Regions from separate parts of the Homo sapiens genome. Here region 1 is linked to region 2. A link is a loop called in an ENCODE intact Hi-C map of the cell type or tissue named here. Cell type or tissue: IMR-90. All regions are shown on one strand. Each heading gives the region's core, and the rest is flanking DNA. Links, peaks and the distances in the headings are about the cores only.

Region 1 (8,712 bases), core at 2,095-4,594, 85 kb before region 2:
TTACTTGGGAGGCTGAGATGGGAGGATTGCTTGAACCCAGGTGTTTGAGGCTGTTCTGAGTTATGATCATTGCCACTGCACTCCATCCTGGTGTGCAAGACTCCATCGCCAAAAATAAGTAAATGAATAAAATTTTATCTTTCCAGTTATTTTACATGTCATTTCTTTCCTTGTCTTGCATTGGCTACAACTCCCTATATGTCAAATGTAATGGTGAATCATAGTTGTGATTCTGGGCATCTTTGTATTGTTTGTAAGTTTAGCAAGACTGCTGTCAGTGTTTCCTAATTTATATCTTTTTTCATGTTGAAGCTACTACTGGCTTCTGTTTTAAATATTTTTGTTGTTGTTTATTTTGTTCTTAAAGTTAGGAATGAGTGTTGAATATTGTTGAATGCACTTTCAGTGTTTTTGGAGATGATCATGTGATTTTCTTCCTTAGATCTATTTATAAATCTATCCTAGTAGATTTCTGAATACTAAACTTCCTTCATTCCTGAAGTTGTATATTCTGTTTGCTAATGTTTTGAGTTTCTGCATTGATATTATGTGATACTAGTGCGTATATTTTAAGGTATTTTAAAATCAGGTTTTGGTATCGATGTTGTATTTGCTTTACTTATTTATTTATTTAAAAAAAATTTTTTTTTGAGACAGAGTTTTGCTCTTGTCACCCAAGCTGGAATGCGGTGGCACAATCTCTACTCACTGCAACCCCTGCCTCCTGGGTTCAACCAATTCTCCTGCATCAGACTCCCAAGTAGCTGGGATTACAGGCGAGCCCTACCATGTCCGGCTAATTTTTGTACTTTTAGTAGAGACACGGTTTCGCCATGTTGGCCAGGCTGGTCTTGAACTTCTGACCTCAGGTGATCCACCTGCCTTGGCCCCACAAAGTGCTGGGATTACAGGTGTGAGCCACCGTGCCTGGCCTGTATTTGCTTTATGTATTAGTGTTCTAGTGCTGCCATAAGAAAATACCATAAACTGCATAGCTTAAACAACAGAAATTTATTTTCTGTCAGTTCTGGAGGCTAGAAGTCCAAGATCATGGTGTTGGCAGGGTTGGCTTCATTCTGAGGTCTGTGTCTCTTTGGCTTCTGGACTACACTCTTGCTGTGTCCTCACGAGGTCTTTGCTCTCAGTGCATGCAGAAAGAGATCTCTGGTATCTCTTCGTCTTTTTTTTTTTTTTTTCCCTCAGAGACAGGGTCTTGCTTTGTCACCCAGGCTGGAGTGCAGCGGTGTGACTTTGACTCACTGCAGGCTTGACCTCCTGTGCTCAAGTGATCTTCCCACTTCAGCCTCCTGAGTAGCTGGGACTATAGCTGCATGCCACCACATCTGGCTAATTTTAAAATTTTTTGTAGAGATGGCAACTCACTATGTTGCCCAGGCTGGCTTTTCCAATTATTTATTTATTTTTTTTTGAGTTGGAGTCTGGCTCTGTCGCCCGGGCTGGAGTGCAGTGGCGTGATCTCGGCTCACTGCAAGCTCTGCCTCCCGGGTACACGCCATTCTCCTGCCTCAGCCACCCAAGTAGCAGGGACTACAGGCACCCACCACCATGCCTGGCTAATTTTGTTTTTGTATTTTTAGTAGAGACGGGGTTTCACCGTGTTAGCCAGGATAGTCTCGATCTCCCGACCTCGTGATCTGCCCGCCTTGGCCTCCCAAAGTGTTGGGATTACAGATGTGAGCCACTGTGCCCGGCTGGCTTTCCAATTCTTTTCTTTTTTTTGAGATGGAGTCTCACTCTGTCGCCAGGCTGGAGTGCAGTGGCACAATCTCAGCTTAGTGCAACCTCTGCCTCCCGGGTTCAAGTGATTCTCCTGCCTCAACCTCCTGAATAGCTGTGATTTCAGGCACCCGCCACCACGCTTGGCTAATTTTTGTATTTTTAGTAGAGACGGGGTTTCACCATGTTTGCCAGGATGGTCTTGATCTCCTGACCTCATGATCCGCCTGCCTCGGCCTCCCAAAGTGCTGGGATTACAGGCATGAGCCACGGGCGCCAACCCAGCTTTTCCAATTTTTAAAAGAATTCCAGTCCTAACAGATTAGGGTCCCCCTCTTATGGCCCCGTTTAACTTTAATTACCTCTGGAACATCCCTCTCTCCAAATTCACTTTTTTTTTTCTTTGAGACAGAGTCTAACTCTGTTGCCCAGGCCAGTGTGCAGTGGCGAGATCACGGCTCATTGCAACTTCCACCTTCCAGGTTCAGGAGATGCTTCTGCCTCAGCCTCTCAAGTAGCTGGGATTACAGGTGTGTGCCACCATGCCTGGCTAATTTTTGTATTTTTAGAGATGGGGTTTCGCCATGTTGGCCAGGCTGGTCTCAAACTCCTGGCTTCAAGTGATCCACTTGCCTCGGCCTCCCAAACTACTGGCATTAGAGGTGTAAGCCACTGCACCTAGACCATATATTTACTTTTAACTCAAAAAGTATTGTATTATTACACTTTTTTATTTTGCTTTTTAAAAAAACTTCTTCTGGCCGGGCGTGGTGGCTCATGCCTGTAATTCCAGCACTTTGGGAGGCTGAGGCGGGTGGATCACTTGAGGTCAGGAGTTCGAGACCAGCTTGACCAACACGGTGAAAACCTGTCTCTATTGAAAATACAAAAATTAGCCGGGTGTGGTGGTGTGTCCCTGTAATCCCAGCTACTGGAGAGACTGAGGCAGGAGAATCACTTAAACTGGGGAGGCACAGGTTGCAATGAGCTGAGATTGCACCATTGCATTTCAGCCTGGGCGATGAGTGAAACTGTCTCTAAAAAAAAAAAAAAAGAAAGAAAAAAAGTGAATATGCTAGAAAAGAGTCAAAGCAGTGACTTTAGAAGCTACTTAAGAGTGCACACACAAATCAATACGGTAGTCAGGGGAAGGCATTACTTCTGGGGAAGAAGAGTACAAAGGAAAGAGAGAGGTACCTTTGGAAATTGTGAAGGGAAAATGAAGCAAGGGGGTTACATTTATGTACCTGCAAGACATACAAAATCGAATACACTGAAGGACACTACATCTTTCCCCATCACCCTCCCTAAAATTAGTCACCCATGAACTAAACTGCACTTTGCTATACTGACAGAAGAGGGTGCTCTTGAACTAGGATTTTTGTTCATTTGTTCATCTGCCAGCTTTGGAGAATGCAGATACAAATAGTTTTCATTTATATAAAGCTACAATAAGAAAACAAAAAGTGAGAATGAAACATGTCAGTTGATGGAACTCCCTTCACTGTAAAAGTCAATCATGAAGCAGCTGACTATGCTTCAATCTGAGTGCAGTAGCCCCTGATAAGCATTTGAGGTTGTAAAAATAGAAAATTCAGAAACTAATGACAAGATGGAGAGATAATAGTAAGAAGTTAAAGCTGATTGAATTAAGAAAATGGGCAGGGGAGACAAAATTGCATCAGAAATGATATCAAAATTGCAAGGTGCTCAAAGGAGAATGTATTTCAATGAAAATTTAATAAGGAACATTAAAGAAAAGTAGATAAATAGCCTAAAAAATGAATGAAATAATATAAAAAAGTAAAAGTAGATTTTACATTCTCACCACAAAAAAGTATGTGAGGTGGTGGATATGTTAACTAGCTTTAGTCATCCTACACTGTATACATATATGAAAACATGTACGTTGTACATATATGCAATTATAAAATTTTAAAATAGTACAGATACCTTTAATACAATTATTGGTTATATTGTCACATCTGGGATTAATTTTTTAAAATTCTTAGTTAAATGTATGAGAAAAAAGTGACTACAATGAAAGGCAAAGAAGAATGAACATACATATAATTGGAGTGTCTGAAGAAAAACCAGTAGAACAGACTTAATATTTAAAACTGTAATCCAAGAAAATAGTCCAGAAATAAAATAAGATTCAGATTTATATAATGAAAGAGCACACTGAGCACGTGGGAAAATTGACCCAGAATTGTCAAACTAGAGAAAATATTAACTGTTCGATTTTTAAAATAAGGAGAAATACTCAGGACCTTTGGGCAGAAATCAAATGACTTACAAGGGCAAGAGAATAAAATGGCATCCAACTTCTCCAAAGCAACGTAGAAAAGCAAGGAAACAACAGAAAAGCACTTTCAGGAGGCTGAAGGAAAGAATCTGTGACTAAGGATTTTATGTTTAGCAAAGCTCACCTTCATGTATTAAGACTGCAGAAAACCAGTTTTAAACCAAGAACCGAGGGAAGTTTGTGTTAATGAGGCTTTCTTGAGGAATCTACTAGAGAATGAGCTTTATCCAATCAAGAGGTAGCTGGAGAAATTTCAACAAAAGGATTGGTAGTGATTATCTAATATACTTAATTATAATTCTAAGACTAAAACAGAAGTGGGGATGAGGGTAGAGAACAATGTATAAGTACTATATGTTTAGTTTCAGAAAAAAATGCAACTGAAAAATGGGAGGAGAAGAGAGGGGAAGAATATTGCAGAATCAGCTCACTGATTATTGTTAGCTAACAGATATCATTAAAAACAAACTAGTTAATAAAAGATTAAGGAAATGAACTAAAGGCATCAAAAGGCATAATTACAAAGGTAACCACTAGACTAAAAAATACAAACATTCTTTAATACTACTCACATAAACAGTATATATCATTGTGGGTAATGATAAAGGGGAAAAATAAAAAAAAAGGTAAAAGACAATAAATATAGAATACATAGTAATTATAAAAAATAATATGACAGGCCAGGCGTGGTGGCTCATGCCTGTAATTCCAGTACTTTGGGAGGCTGAGGCGAGCAGATCACCTGAGGTTGGAAGTTTGAGACCAGCCTGACCAACATGGAGAAACCCTATCTCTACTGAAAATACAAAATTAGCCAGGTGTGGTGGCACATGCCTGTAATCCCAGCTACCCGGGAGGCTGAGGCAGGAGAATCGCTTGAACCCAGGAGGCAGAGGTTGTGGTGAGCCGAGATTGCACCATTGCACTCAAGCCTGGGCAACAAGAGTGAAACTCCATCTCAAAATAATAATAATAATAATAATAATATGATAGTAAAAAAGTGTCATACCAATAAATATGGATGGGTTTGATTCACTTGTTAAAAATATGTCTAATTTGTTATGGACCAATTATATTCAGTATATAAATGTGATTCAGAAAGGCTAAAAATAAGGAATGGGCAGAAATATACTGGGAGAATGGAAACAATAACAGCAGTATTTGTGACACTAATATTGAACAGAGTAAAGTTCAGGTATTAACCATAATAAGGAAGGACTTTTTTTTTTTTTTTTTGATATGGAGTCTCACTCTGTAACCCAGGCTGGAGTGCTGTGGCACAATCTCAGCCCACCGCAACTTCCACCTCCCAGGTTCAAGTGATTCTCCTGCCTCAGCTTCCCAGGAAGGACATTTTCAACTGCTAAAAGCCATAGTTCACAATGATAATGTAAAGCATATCGAATATCTGTGCCAGAAATAACCACCATCTTTATAAAGCTGAAACTATAGGAGATTCAACAGACTTAGGTAGAAAGACTGAATAGGAGATGTATACACAGCATTGTTATTACAAAGCAGGTCAAATGGACAAAAGTAATAATTTAGGAGACCTAAATAACGTAATAGGTAGATCTTACACATTTCTTTTGGACTTTACACCCTGGTAATGAACAATAAATCTTATTCTGAAGTGCACATGGAATATTCACAAAAGTTGATCATATGTATTAGATCAGAAAGAAAACATCATTAAATCCCATAGAGCAAAAAATACTGTGAAACAACATTGCTTAAAATTAGAAACTTTTGTAGCAACTAAAACAAAAGTAGCCTCCAGCCGGGAAATAAATCTTCTAGTAAACAATTCTTGGATGAAAGGGGAAAATAGAAACCAAATGACAGAATTCTAAAAGAAAAAAAGACAAAACACTATGTGTCAAAACCTATAGAATATGTTTAAAACGATGAACAGATGAAAATCTGTTTCCTGAAACAGTAAAAATCAGAGAAGGAAAATAAACAGGCCAGGTGCGGTGGCTCACACATGTAATCCCAGCACTTTGGGAGGCCGAGGCAGGTGGATTGCTTGAGCTCAGGAGTTTGAGACCAGCCTGGGCAACACGGTGAAACCCCGTCTCTACTAAAATACAAAAAATTAGCTAGGCATGGCGGCATGTGCCTGTAATCCCAGGTACTCAGGAGGCTGAGACAGGAGAATCGCTTGAACCTGGGAGGCAGAGGTTGCAGTGAGCCCAGATCGTGCCACTGCACTCCAGCCTGGGTGACAGAGCAAGACTCCATCTCAAAAAAAAAAAAAAAAAAGAAAAGAAAAACAGATTCCCAACTGGAAAAGCCAGGGGAAAAAACCCTGTAAAATATTTCAGAATAAATCCAAGAAATAATTTAATAAGGATAAATGCAGAAATTTATGATGGAAATAGAAGAATAGCTGCAATTAGTAAACACTGGCTAACTTCAAAAAAGAGACAGTAAAAGCAGAAGTATGAAGTGAGAAAGGGAATAACCATTGAAAAAGAAGAAACTTAAGAATCGTTAAGAGGCCAGGTGTGGTGGCTCATGCCTATAATCCCAGCACTTTGGGAGGCTGAGGTGGGAGGATCGCTTGAAGCCAGGAGTTGAAGACCAACCTGGGCAACATAGTGAGTCCCTGTCTCTACAAAAATTTTTAAAGTTAACTGGGTGTGGTGGCATGCACCTATAGTCCCAGCTACTTGAGAGGCCTCAGTGTAGGAGAATTGCTAGAACACAGGAGTTCAAGGCTGTAGTGAGCTGTGATTGCACCATCATACTCCAGCCTGGGCAACATAGTGAGACCCTGTCTCAAAAAAAAAAAAAATTCTAAGAGACAAGATACATTGGAAAATTTGTTTGGAAAACACAGTTTAACAGAAATTGATCCCATCAGAGATAGGAAGCTTAAATGAACCACCAAATTCCACGGAAGGAATTACTTCACCAAAAAGCACAAGGAGCTGGATTCAGTGGCTCATGCCTATAATCCCAACATTTTGGGATGCTAAAACGGGAGGATTGTTTGAGCCCAGGAATTTGAGACCAGCCTGGGCAACATGACGAAACTCTGTCTCTACAAAAAATAAATTAGGGCCAGGCAAGGTGGCTCACACCTGTAATCCCGCACTTTGGGAGGCCGAGGTGGGCGGATCACCTGAGGTCGGGAGTTCGAGACCAGCCTGACTAACATGGAGAAACCTCGTCTTTACTAAAAATACAGAATTAGCCAGGTGTGGTGGTACATGCCTGTAATCCCCGCTACTCGGGAGGCTGAGGCAGGAGAATTGCTTGAACCCAGGAGGCGGAGGTTGCGATGAGCCAAGATCGTGCCATTGCACTCCAGCCTGGGCAACAAGAGCGAAACTCCATCTAAAAAAAAAAAAAAGCCAGGCATGGTGGTATGCACCTGTAGTCCCAGCTACTGGGGAGGCCAAGGTGGGAGTTCACTTGAGCCCAGGAAGTTGAGGGAGCAGTTAACCATGTTTGTGCCACGGCACTCTACCCTGGGTGACAGAGCAAGACTCTGTCTCAAACAAACAAACACCAGGCCCAAATAGTTTCATGTGGAATTTCTGAGACCTTTAAGGGCCAAATAGTCCTAGTGCCACATAAATTCTTCCAGAGCATAGAAAGTAAACAAAACACACAAGAACCTTCCAAAATTTTTTAAAAGAAGTATGATATCAGTACCTGAACCTGATAAAGGTAGTACTTAAGATTTCAGTTTCATATTGCTTATTTCTTTAAAATTATATCTGTGGCCTACTGGGATGTATTCTAGGAATGCAAGATTGGTTCTAGGAAACTCAATAATATACTGTATTAACACATATAGGGGAGAAAAATCACAATTATTTATATAGACGCTGAAGAAAACCTTTAAGAAACATCAATACCTATTCCTGATAGACTTCATAAAATAGGAATTAATACTTTCTTAATGTAATAAAATTTGGTATAGACCTTTTCAAAAGCCTGCATCTCACCTAATAAAGACTAGCTTCTACTAGGATTAGGAACAAGTATAGGATGCCCATTATTCCCATTATTATTTAACATTGTTCTGGAAATATTAACCAATACAGTTATCCAAGAAGAGGACCAATTAGAGACAAAAGCCTTGGGAGAGATGTCAAGCTGTAACGTAGGTGATATAGTATTGTAGTATTCAAGAAAACTCTAGAGAATGCATTATTATACTAAAACAATACTTGAGGAACAGGATACAAAATTAACATATAGAAATCTTCATATACGCAAGCAGTAACCAATTATGGTAGAGTAAAAGCCTCTCTTACATAGCAACAGGAAGATAAAATATTTAGTAATAATTTTAACAGGAATGTACAGAAGCTGTTTTAGGGCAAATTTATTTTTTTAGACAGGGTTTCACTCTGTCACCCAGGATGGAGTGCAGTGACCCAGTCACAACTCACTGCAGCTTCAACTTCCTGGTCAAGCAATCCTCCCACATTGCCAGGACTACAGGCATGCATCACCACACACACCTGATTTAATATTTTTTTTTTTGTAGGAAGAATTCCTGCTATGTTGCCCAGGCTGGTCTCGAACTCTTGGGCTCAAGCGATCCTTCTGCCTTGGCCTTCCAAAGTGCTGGGATTTTAGGTGTGAGCCCCCAAGCCCAGCCCAGGGTGATCTTAAAAACACTTTTGAAAATCAAAAGTAGGCCA
Region 2 (2,500 bases), core at 1-2,500:
ATTCTTTTAAATGAATATTCTGAGAGCTGAACATGAAATGGATATTAAACAAGACCTGTATCTTTCTTCTCTAACTTTTCTAGACCAGCCAATCAGGCACTTGTGATTGGACATAATATTAACAGGAACACATGTATTAAAGAACAACTCTGGAGTCATGGAACGACCGAAAGGAAAGGCTTAGAACTAACTAATGGAACAGAATTTCCAATAAATAAAAGGTGGGGGCAAAGATTCTCTAAGAAAAGAAGTGAAATAAAATGCTTACATGCGACTAAAAATTTGTTCCTACAAGGATCACTATTATTTCTCACGCCTGGCCCCACTCCCTTCCTCTCAAAGCAGTTAACTCTGCAGATAGGGAGTTGCTATCTGTATTTTGTTATTACAGGAATTCCGGGCCAGGACTCTAATGAGCTATCTCTTGCTCACTGCTATTCTGAAGGAGTGGGTAGGGAAGAGAAAAGAAAGAGCTACAGAAAGCAGCCTGTAGATTTTTACACATCTGAGCCTATTTCTAACACATTTGTAGGAATGCATGTTTGTGGGAAGGACAGCAAGGTTAAACATGTCTTCTCATGGGGCTTGGCCACTATCAGTCCCACCTTCACCCTTACTGCTCTTTTCTCCAGTCTGTTTGCAGGTCAACAAGTTGGAATTTTCAGAGGAGAACCTTTAGTCAAGACAGTGATGGAAGGACAAATTTTACAGCTAAATACCTCAATAATAATTGGACTTGTAGCTACCTAGGGTATATTGACTTTCTTTGACATAAAGGATTTGAAATAGGGTGAGGGTCCAGAGGTAGGGATGTTTGGCCCAGGCCCTCCCTATTGCAGTCTAGAATAGAAACATGCAGGGTAAGGCAGAGAGAGTAGCACAAATATAAGACTACAGAAAGCAGGACAGCTCCTCCCAGGAGAGAAAAAAAATAAGGATAAATTCTAGATCCGCAGGCCAAAGAAAGTAATAGGGCATTACTTTAGCCCTCTTTTTTTTTTTTTTTTTTTCTTTTTTTGAGACAGAGTCTCACTCTGTCGCCAAGCTGGAGTGCAGTGGCATAATCTTGGCTCACTGCAACCTCCGCCTCCTGGGTTAAAGCGATTCTCCTGCCTCAGCCTCCCAAGTAGCTGGGACTACAGGCGCACGCCACCATGCCCAGCTAACTTTTGTATTTTTAGTAGAGACAGGGTTTCACCATGTTGGCCAGGATGGTCTTGATCTCTTGACCTTGTGATCTGCCCGCCTCGGCCTCCCAAAGTGCTGGGATTACAGGCGTAAGCCACCATGCCCGGCCCATTTTAGCCCTAACTCTTATTTGCCTGGCTCTTTAAATGTCTTTGTGTATGTCCAGAAGGAGCTGAAGGAAGAAGGATGTTTTCTGCTACAAAGAAAAAATGAAGGTTACTTCCACAGGACCAGCACTAGGGGGCACTGGAGCAAAGTATACTTAGCATAACCTGTAAGACTGCCCCAGAGCTTCCAACTCTGGGAATCAGGGGAACAGAGGAAAACCTATTGGTGAAACCCAGTGCACTTCCATTTCAAATAACGATCAAAGCTTTTTCTTGATATAGTCTTCTCATAAACTTTATTTAATAGTGTTTACTGTTGAGTTAAATTATAACTTGAATTTAAACTTCAATTATAACTACCATTCATAATCTCCTGAATGAGTGTTTATGACAATAGAAAAGAAAAAAAATTTTAGAAAAGTACTCTTTAAAAAGCGATTTGGCAGTATGCATCAAGAACCTTAAAAGTATATACAATCATTGACCTAGCAATTCCATTTCTAAGAATATAATACAAGATGAAACAATGAAAAACACAGAACAAGCTTTTTGCACCAGAATGCCCATCATCACAGCATTAATTTTATTAGTAAAAATATTTAAACCCAAATATCTAAGAGCGGAGAGAGGTAAAATAAATTACGGTATAGCTACACAATAGATTATGCATATATTAAAAATATTCTCTATAAACTTTTCTTAATAACTGAAGAAAATATGTTAATTGAAGAGAAGATAAAAATTGAAAGTACATTGTAATCTCAATAAAATTACAAATATATTAAAGAAAAAGCACTAAAGAAAATAAACCAGGCTGGGCGCAGTGGCTCATGGCTGTAATCCCAGCACTTCGGGAGGCTGAGGCAGGTGGATCACAAGGTCAGCAGATCGAGACCATCCTGGCTAACACGGTGAAACCCCGTCTCTGCTAAAAATACAAAAAGTCAGCCAAGCGTGGTGGCATGCGCCTGTAGTCCCAGCTACTGGGGAGGCTGACGGAGGACAATCGCTTGAACCTGGGAGATGGAGGTTGCAGTGAGCCGAGATTGTGCAACTGCATTCCACCCTGGGTGACAGAGCCAGGCTCCGTCTCAAAAAAAAAAAAAAAAAAAAGAAAAGAAAATACACCAAAATATTAACAGTGGTTATCTACAAGTGGTAAGAGTCAGTTTTATTTTGTTTATATTACTATTTTTGTATTTCTT

What was found. Hi-C counts contacts between places; a loop is a spot of excess contacts. Peaks named below come from ENCODE experiments on the same cell type or tissue, not always from the same donor. Only the 100,000 strongest peaks of a DNase experiment are listed, where the experiment ranks them.
Region 1: a loop joins it to region 2, with 2.5 times the contacts of the local background. A loop is called at or near these places in 3 of 110 quality-filtered maps.

The regions. Positions count from the first base shown.
Region 1 is chr3:136,302,971-136,311,682 of GRCh38, forward strand. All of the region lies in intron 9 of PCCB (propionyl-CoA carboxylase subunit beta), which reads left to right. Among named protein-coding and RNA genes, the nearest start is that of PCCB, 57 kb to the left of the region's middle. In IMR-90, for the core only: a CTCF peak has its summit at 3,087 (motif pointing right); a DNase peak (open chromatin) is centred at 3,121.
Region 2 is chr3:136,390,378-136,392,877 of GRCh38, forward strand. All of the region lies in intron 22 of STAG1 (STAG1 cohesin complex component), which reads right to left. Among named protein-coding and RNA genes, the nearest start is that of PCCB, 140 kb to the left of the region's middle. In IMR-90, for the core only: a CTCF peak has its summit at 1,431 (motif pointing right); a DNase peak (open chromatin) is centred at 1,454; H3K27ac peaks cover 311 bases.